2 separate regions of the Homo sapiens genome follow, and region 2 is linked to region 1. The links are chromatin loops, found by intact Hi-C in ENCODE. Cell type or tissue: CD14-positive monocyte. All regions are shown on one strand. Links, peaks and the distances in the headings refer to the core of each region. The heading gives the core; the rest is flanking DNA. Region 1 has its middle 11 kb from the start of LINC02426. Region 2 has its middle 51 kb from the start of PPFIA2.

What was found. Peaks named below come from ENCODE experiments on the same cell type or tissue, not always from the same donor. Only the 100,000 strongest peaks of a DNase experiment are listed, where the experiment ranks them.
Region 2: a loop joins it to region 1, with 2.7 times the contacts of the local background. A loop is called at or near these places in 1 of 110 quality-filtered maps.

What each region holds. Positions count from the first base shown.
Region 1 is chr12:81,940,740-81,945,138 of GRCh38, reverse strand. No RefSeq gene overlaps it. Among named protein-coding and RNA genes, the nearest start is that of LINC02426, 11 kb to the left of the region's middle. In CD14-positive monocyte, for the core only: no CTCF peak of the experiment used is centred there; a DNase peak (open chromatin) is centred at 2,318; H3K4me3 peaks cover 2,228 bases; H3K27me3 peaks cover 2,219 bases.
Region 2 is chr12:81,808,187-81,812,585 of GRCh38, reverse strand. No RefSeq gene overlaps it. Among named protein-coding and RNA genes, the nearest start is that of PPFIA2, 51 kb to the right of the region's middle. In CD14-positive monocyte, for the core only: no CTCF peak of the experiment used is centred there; DNase peaks (open chromatin) are centred at 1,295 and 2,145; H3K4me3 peaks cover 1,391 bases; H3K27ac peaks cover 552 bases; H3K27me3 peaks cover 2,339 bases.

The DNA of each region.
Region 1 (4,399 bases), core at 75-4,074:
CTTTTCCTTCTTTGCATTGTTTCACAATGGAAAAAAAAAAGGAACTCTCTGGTAAATTTCTCCACCGTAATGTTATAAATAGATTCCAACAATTAAATAACCTAATATGTGGGGTTACTTTATTGCAAAACTAGTGAGATGCAGTCTGAGTCTTCAGCTACTGATACTGAATTCTAGGGGTCTGTCTGCAAGGTCCCAATCCATCTTGTTCTTGCTGCAGTTTGTCACCGTCTAGTAGTGGCTCTTCACCCTGGTGTAAATATGTTTGAAAATGATTCTAGGACCTAAAACTGGCTGTGACTTCTAGGACAGCACTTGTAATTCCAAGGCTGCTCCTAGTTAGTTTGCCCTTCACCTACTGGGACTAGTAAATACTAATAACACAAAAATATTTTCCACTGTCTGCGGTTTTCTTGCCTGTTTACAACCCCCTTCTATTGTATTCCCTTCCTCCCAGAAAATGAAAGCTTTAATCTGTTCCAGTTTGAGAATGGGAGCTGGAATGGAAGCCAGGGGCTGATTGCCCTGTGTGTTACACTATATGTCAAATTTCTCCTATCTTCTCAAACGTGTTCCTTAGGATTACCATATCCTCAATGCATATTTAGCACACTGCTGAGTACATTGTAGGATGTCAATTCAATTTTGTAAATTACGTGAATGGATGGATACATAAATGAATAGATGGATAATCCGTACAAATTGGAAGAGGCCATTATCCCGAGTACAAGAGGACAGATAACTTTTAGGGAAGAGGAACTTCTTTTTCTATTGAAACATGCCTATTCTTCAGGGAAGGAAACAATATGCCTTGGCATGGATTGTAATATATGTCACATACCACAAAGAAAAAAGAACATCAGATAATAGGTATTTAGTGTTCTTTTTTAAAAAATATATTTTTTGAGCAATTTTAGGTTCACAGTAATAATGAAGAGGAGGTACAGAAATTCCCCATCTGTTCTTGCCCACACACAGGCAAAAATCTCCCCTACCATCAAAATCTCCCACCAGTGTGGTTTAATTGTTATAGTTGAGGAACATACATTGTTAAGGTTCCTTTAAATTTTCAGAATGGTGTCCTGGGTGAATAAAGAATTATAATAATTGGGAATATGTTTAAATGTTTACTTCCAATTTTCATTTCCATGTGAATTAATTGAAGCAGTTTGATACAATTTTCTTATTTTGGAACAACCAGCATTATTAAAGTAAGTTATCATGGATTGAACAGCTGCAAGTTTTAAATTGAGCATGACTATTAAAGCAATGTATCTTAGGCTTAAAAACACAGTGCTTTATTTACATCGCTATTATTTAAAATGGGGCTCTGTTTGCTCAAAACCTTTGGGTTTTTTTTAAGTGTTAGTCTTTGACTTCTGCTTCTTTCTTTCTTAAAACCAGCAGAGAACAATTCCTATTTTCTGATTCTTTTGGAAACCCAGAAGCAACTCTCTAGAATAGGCATTTTATTATATGTCTGATAGATTACCTAGTTCACCCCAGTTTTTTTCATGCTGTCTGCTTTTATCCCCTGTTATTATTAAAACATCCTGGAACCCTATTTCTGTTTGATACATTCTTTTTAATGAATGGGGAAAAAAAAAGAAAAACTCCTTGAAATGTGTTTTCAGATTGTCAAGGGTTGGAGATACTTTGATATTTAGGGAAATTGATGAAAAGAAGTTTAGCTTTGTTATGTTAATTGTACTCGGCCTCTATATTTATATATCAAGACAAAGTTATCCTAGGTAATATTGTTTTGTTTACCTTTATCTTTCTTAGAGGAAAAAGATGGAGATAAGGAAAGAAGCTTGCAATTTTAAAAAATTTAATAATATTGGAGCCTCTCTAGAGGCTCAAGTGATCCTCCCACCTTTGCCTCCCTAAGTGCTGGGATTAAAGGCATGAGCCACTGCAGCTGGTCCACAGTGTTGTTAGGAAAGTCTAATCTGCAAGATCTTTGAAATACTTTAAAAATGAGTAACTGCTCTTTGACAATAAGATCTTAAAAGAGGTAGATATATATGATAAATGGAAGGAAATTAGGCAATATTAAATGAATGTTATTAAGTTTTAATATTAAGTTTTAATGTGATTTAATATTTAATATGATTTGTGGGGATTTTCTTATTGTTCTAAAATTAGATTAGGCTACTATGATGACATCTAGTGCTATTTATCAGTATTTCTGGTTCTCCTTTTTCTGGATACAAGGAAGAATTGCATCTTTCAGCTTTTTTGAAGATAGGCATGGCCGTGTCACTTTCTTTGGCAAACAAAGTGTGAGCAGAAATGGCATGTATCACCTTTGAGCGGAAGTCTTTGAGGAACAAAACATAATTTGTCATGTTCTTTTCTTCCTGTAGTGGCAAACCACAATATTTCAGGAAGTGGAATCTCTAGCAGCCTACAACCCTAAAAGAGGTTAAAGTACAGAAAAACTGCCGGCTGACCCAAGATGAATGTGCAGCATGAGTGAAAAATAAGCCTTTGCTTTAAATTACTCTGATTAGGGCCTCATGTAAAAATTAGTCGATTTTCACATACACAGGAATTTGAACAAGGAAGTAGAGATCTTCCATAAAAACTAAAAAGTAATATATGATATTCACTTATGAGCTGGTGGCTAGATAAAAGGCAATATATTTTATATGGTAACTGTGATAGCTAATACTGAGTGTCAACTTGATTGGATTGAAGGATGCAAAGTATTGATCCTGGGTGTGTCTGTGAGGGTATTGCCAAAGGAGATTAACGTTTGAGTCAGTGGGCTGGGAAAGACAAGTCTACCCTTAATCTGGGTGGGCACCATCTAATCAGCTGCTAGAATGACTAGAATATAAAGCAGGCAGAAAAATGTGAAAAGATTAGATAGGCTTAGCCTCCCAGCCTACATCTTTTACTGTGCTGGATACATTCTGCCCTCGAACATCATAATCCAAGTTCTTCAGTTTTGGGACTCAGACTAGCTCTCTTTGCTCCTCAGCTTGCAGATGACCTATTGTGAGAACATATGATTGTGTGAGTTAATACTGAATAAATTCCCCTTTGTATATGTATCTATCCTATTAGTTCTATTTCTCTAGAGAACCCTGACTAATACAGATTTTGGTACCAGGAGTGGTTCTAGAGGAATAGAATATTAAGGATGGAGTTCCTTTGTTGATTTTGGGTTTTCTGGAGTTGGCTGCTAAATATGATTAGACCCCAAAAATGCTAAGGACTCTACTTCTAATATTATGGAGAACACTGATAGTTCTTGGCATTAACTGTTTAGAGAGTTATGCAATATAAATGCATTTAACACTCCTGATTCACTGCTCATGAGAGGCAAGGAGTTTAGGGACTCTATATGTAATACCTTTGATCATATGTGGAGAACCAAGGACTATAATGAAGCTGGTTGGTTGCTCCTGAGTTCAGTGGACAAAGTGATGAAAGGAAACGATGAACTCAGGGATTCTAACTCCTGACCTTAGAAGCAAATACTGAGCCTCAAATCTATTAAGACTGCCCTGAGTGAGAGTCTCATCTCCTGTAGAGAAAGAGCTGAAATTGTGGGAAAACAGACACATGCTCTTATCATGCGAGTGGCTGACCTGCAACAAAAGGTGCATGCACAGCCTCGTCAGGTGTCTACTGTTAAAGTGAGGGCATTGATTGGAAAAGAATAGGACCCTGCAACTTGGAATGGGGATGTGTGGGAGGACCCTGATGAAGCTGGAGACACTGAGTTTGTAAATTCTAATGAATGTCTTTTGCCAGAAAAACAGCTGCCCCATCCCCAGTAGTGGCAACACCCCCTCCTCGACCCATGCTGCCATCAGCCTTTCCACCTTTGTCTGAGGAGATAAACCGTGCACTGACTGAGGCAACAGTTATGGCCTCTCCTGAGGCAGTTGCCAGGCAAGATAATGTTGATTCTCCTCAGGAACCACCCCCAACACACCTGTTTGCTTCTAGACCTATAACCGGACTAAAGTCCCAGCAGGCCTTTAGAGGTGAAGTTGAGAGTGTGACCCATGAGGTGGTACAGTACACTTAAAAAGAGCTCCATGAGTTTTCTAATTTATATAAGCAGAAATTTGGAGAACAGGCATGTGGATATATATTAAGGGTGTGGGATAATGGTGGAAGGAACATAGATCAGGCTGAATTTATTGATTTGGGCCCACTAAGCAGGGACTCTGCATTTAATGTTGCAGCTTGGGGAATTAAAAAAAGTTTCTAATAGTTTATTTGCTTGGTTAGCTGAAATATGGATAAAAAGATGGCCCACTGTGAGCAAACTGGAAATTGCCTAATCTCCCTTGGTTTAACATAGAGGAAGGGAGCCAAAGGCTTAGGGAGATTGGGATGGTGAAGTGGATTAGTCACTTTAGACTTACTTATCCCA
Region 2 (4,399 bases), core at 90-4,089, 130 kb after region 1:
TCTGGCCATTCTTCCATAGGGACATTGCAGTTTGCTGGGGGTCTGCTCCAGACCCTCGTTGCCTTGCTTTTTCCTGTACCTGGAGGTATCATCAGTGAAGGCTGTGAAACAGCAAAGATGGCAGCCTGCCCCTTCCTCTATAAGCTCTGTCCCAGGGGAGTACTGATCTGTTGGCAATCCCAATGCACCTATTGGAGGTGGCTGGAGACCCAGGTTGGGAAATCTCACCCAGTCAGGAGGAACAGGATCAGAGACCCATTTAAACAAGCAGCCTGGCTTTTTGGTTGAGCAGCTGTGCTGTGTTGAGGATTGCTTCAGCCCCTGATTGGTTTGGGCTCTCCAGGGCCCACAGGCTAGACTAGCTGAGAAGTCCAAATGGCCAAGGTGGCGGCCTGCTCCATCCCTCAGACACTTCATCCCAGGGAGAAATTAGAGCTCTGTCAGCCTGGTAGAGCACAAATCGGGGTGGCCAGAGTCCCTGGCTGGGAGGATCTGCCCCATAAGGAGGAGTGGATTGGGGTCCCGCTTAAAGAAGCAATCTTTCCATGCCTCGACACAACAGCTGTGTCATGGTGGGGAACTGCCTCTTGTCAGCTTGGACTCTCCAAAGCATGCAGGCTGGAACTGCTGAGTCATCTAACCAACCCAGGTGGTGACCCCCCACTCCCCAGGGCACTCTCTCCCAGGGAGAGATTATAGCTCTTCCCCCGATAGGTGTGGGCAGGTGTGGCTGGAGGAACGGGCTAGGAGATCCTGCCCAGTGAGAAGGAATGGATGGGTGCCCCACTTAAAGAAGCAGTCTGGCCATGATCTGGCAAAGCTGCTGTGCTGCGTTGCTCTGGGGACCCTTCCTAATCTGGAAAATTTAGACTCTCCAAAGCCTACAGGCAGGAATGGCTGAGTCGATCAAACAGCAGAGATGATCCCTGCCCCTCCCCCCAGGGGCTCCCTCTGGTCTCAGGCATGCTCTATTCTGTTGCCAGTGGCTGGCTGGAATTCCAAGCCAGTGGGTCTTATCTTTTGAGGTGTTGGCGAATTGGGGACCACAGAATGATGCTGCTCAGCTTCCTGAATTCCGCCCCCTTTCTGAGGGTTTGTGCAGACCTCCTGCCTTGCCTGAGTTGCAGACACTTTTTTTGGGAATCCCAGGGCTGGAGTAGGTATAGCTCCTGAGTCTCTGTGTGTGCCTGAGCAGCTGCTTTGCCAAGACTCCACACAGCTTTGTGTGTCAGACCTAAGGCTCTGGTGGATTGGGTTCACAAGGGGATCTCCTGACCCATGGATTGCAAAGATCTGTGGAAAAAGAATGGTTTCCAAGGGTTGCACAATCACTCACCACTTCCCCTGGCTGGTGGTGAGTGTTCCCTTGGCTCCCTGTTGCTCCTGGGTGGGCGGTTACCTCGCCCTGGTTTTTTTCATTCTCCGTGGATAGAGTTGTTTCCCATTGTAGGAATGGCTTCCCAGAACTACTTTTACTGTTCCAGTAGCAACTCACTCTACTCATGATACAAAGATACAAAGCAAAGGGACTTATTATAAAATAAAGATGTTTTATGGCATCAGAAACTAGAAGTATTTGGTGGGTAGTGGTGGAGAGAAAAAAATGTATAAAATATTCAGAGCCAGAAACTAATCTTTGAAAACATTCTTCCAATCTTAAAATCTGTTTATATGTATACATAAACACTATATATATATGTGTGTATATATATATAATATATATATATATATAGACAGAGAGAGAGAGAGAAAGAGAAGTAGTCTCACTATAGGTTTATGGGGCATAATACTACTGAGAATTAAGTCTGAAATCAGTGACCAATTAAACTCATCATCTGTTTACTTCCAGTATTGTCAAAGCAAGATGGTGCTCCCTGGAAGACTTAGTTTCATTCCAGGCCTCTGTGACTTCCTACTTGGGTGGTTTATCTGCTTAAATGACCTCCCAACCTACTCCAGGAAAACTCAGCAGCCAGCATCTTCATCTGCTTTCTGAGTTCCATCTCAGTTCATAAAAGAACTTTGGAGAGTCAAACTCTAGCTACATTGCCTAACCACGAAGTATGATCACTTATTCTGCTATGGGCACTCCAAGATTGATGTGAGAGAGAAGAACACCCGTGAGACAGTTTTATTGCACACTTCAAACAGGAAATGGAGTAGGATTTCCTCTGTCTCATTTATTTGACTCTCCCTTCCACGTAAATTCTAGAAAGGAGAAATTAGAACACAAATTTAACTACTTTCACTTCCTTCTCTATCTCTTTCTTTATTATGCTTTCATAATCCCATGAGACAGAGAAGGACTGGCTTATTGCCATCCTCTATGTTCCAGCTTCATTCTACTATGAACAAAAAGCCTTAAGGACTAGCAGTCAAAGGACAAAGTGGTATCTTCTCGATGCTATGGCTATGCCCCTTATGATTGTCCCTTAAAATATTAAATTGGCACTCAAAAAGCCTGATAATTTTTCCTCTCTCCATAGAGCCAGGTCTTCAAGTCCAATGTTTTGCTAAAGAGAGTAAGGCCCTACCCTTTTTTTCCCTAGAAGTAATAAATTTCCTGGCTTGGCTCTAGAGATGGGAAATGGAAAACCAAACATGACTTAAAGGGAAAATTAAAATGCATTTGGGTCACTATTTGCAAAAGATTAACCACAATACACAAACTGTGTCTTTCAATAGTTTTTCTTTCCCCTACCTTATTCCCAACCCTTGTTTTCAGGTGGGAACACAGAAGAATGATGTAAATAAACCCTAGGATACCTTAAAGGAATACAAAATTGATATTTTTTAATTTAAAAAGTGAAAACTTGTCCCACCCATCGTTAGTACCCTTGAAATAATATTAGTACCTTTAAAACTAATTTTATTTTCCTGAGACAAATAAATGCTTCTGACTGAAGTTCAAGAAGAAACCATATTTATGTGAGAGTATTGAAACTCTTATGCATGAGTAAAAACAATGGGAACTATATTTTTATCATCAATCTGTCATAACTTACAGCCTAACTTTCAGACGATACCTCTGATTCATTTTAATACATATTTAACTAAGCGAAACTTATGTTGGTTATACTATAGAAAAATTCTGTCATTCTAAAAGTAAAGACATTCTAAAAGTAAAGTAATAATAACACCCTTTAGTTAATCACATTTTCTATGATAGGAAGAAAGGGAAAGAATCTGCCTTATATTAAAAACCCTTTTTCAAACATTGCTACTATTTCTAACTATCACACTTCTATAATGTTTTTGCTTCATCATCATAATAAGTTGATTAAATTTCTTCAGTCAAAAATCTGGAAGGTAGGTGGTCAGGGCTATCAAAGCTGCTCAAGGGTGTCATTAGGAAACCAGGCTTCTTCTGTTGTCATTATCTTCCATCCTTAACGTACAGCTTTCTTCCTCATGGCCTTAAGAAAGCTGCTCTACTTCTGAGCATCATGTTCACATTCTAGACAGGAGGAAAAAGAAAGAGGGGGGGTCAAAGACAAAGCCATTTTTCAAGCAACTTTGACTTTTCATTCAGGAAATACAGCTTGAGGTGTCCTTCTACATTCTACTGGTCGCATCTGTGTGTCCTGGCCGACTTTGTAAGGCAGTTGTAAAGGACACCAGGATAAAGTGTTCAGCTTTCCAGTGTCCAAAGACGAGGAAGACAGGAGAGGCTTTCAAGGAGTTGTGAGTGAGTGAACTGCCAGCATCTGACACACTGACATGAGGTTGTCTTTCAGCATGAGTTCAAAAGTAAAGGAACTTTGAAACTATCCTTTCCTATCTACATTCATAATTATAAATTACATTGTAATTCTAAAACTTCCTGTGGAGCAAATGTTTGTGATTTTTGAATAAACATATTAACTAGTAATGTACAATTTTTACATACGATGTAGCATCTAGCATAGTTAAATATTAAGTCTGATCTATCATGACGGAAGTTTCTTAAGGATTGGGATAATAATTCTTAGTCAAAATCATGGTAAGCAGATAATATTTTCAATTATAATATAAAGATGTAGTTTGCATTTATTATTTCCCCAAAAAGCAAAAGAAACATTATTTTTCAACTGAAATTCTATTTAAACCTCAGTGAAAAAATCCTTTTGTCATCACATCAGAAAGAATACAAAAATAGTGAAAGGGAAGACTTATGAATGAGAATGAAGCCGATTCAGGAAAATGTCACATTTAACTCTTTTCTACAGGTAATATTCTTAATCATAAGTAGTTTAATGTATTATCATATATCTGATTATGTACTGTAACTATTTCAGGATAAGCAGAACTATGATAAGGATCAGTTGGCATTATATTGAGTTTTCATTTAACAAAATAAAACATTGTGGTCACTCCTAAAAGAAACCTAGCACCCATTAGCAGTCTCTCCCCAACTTCT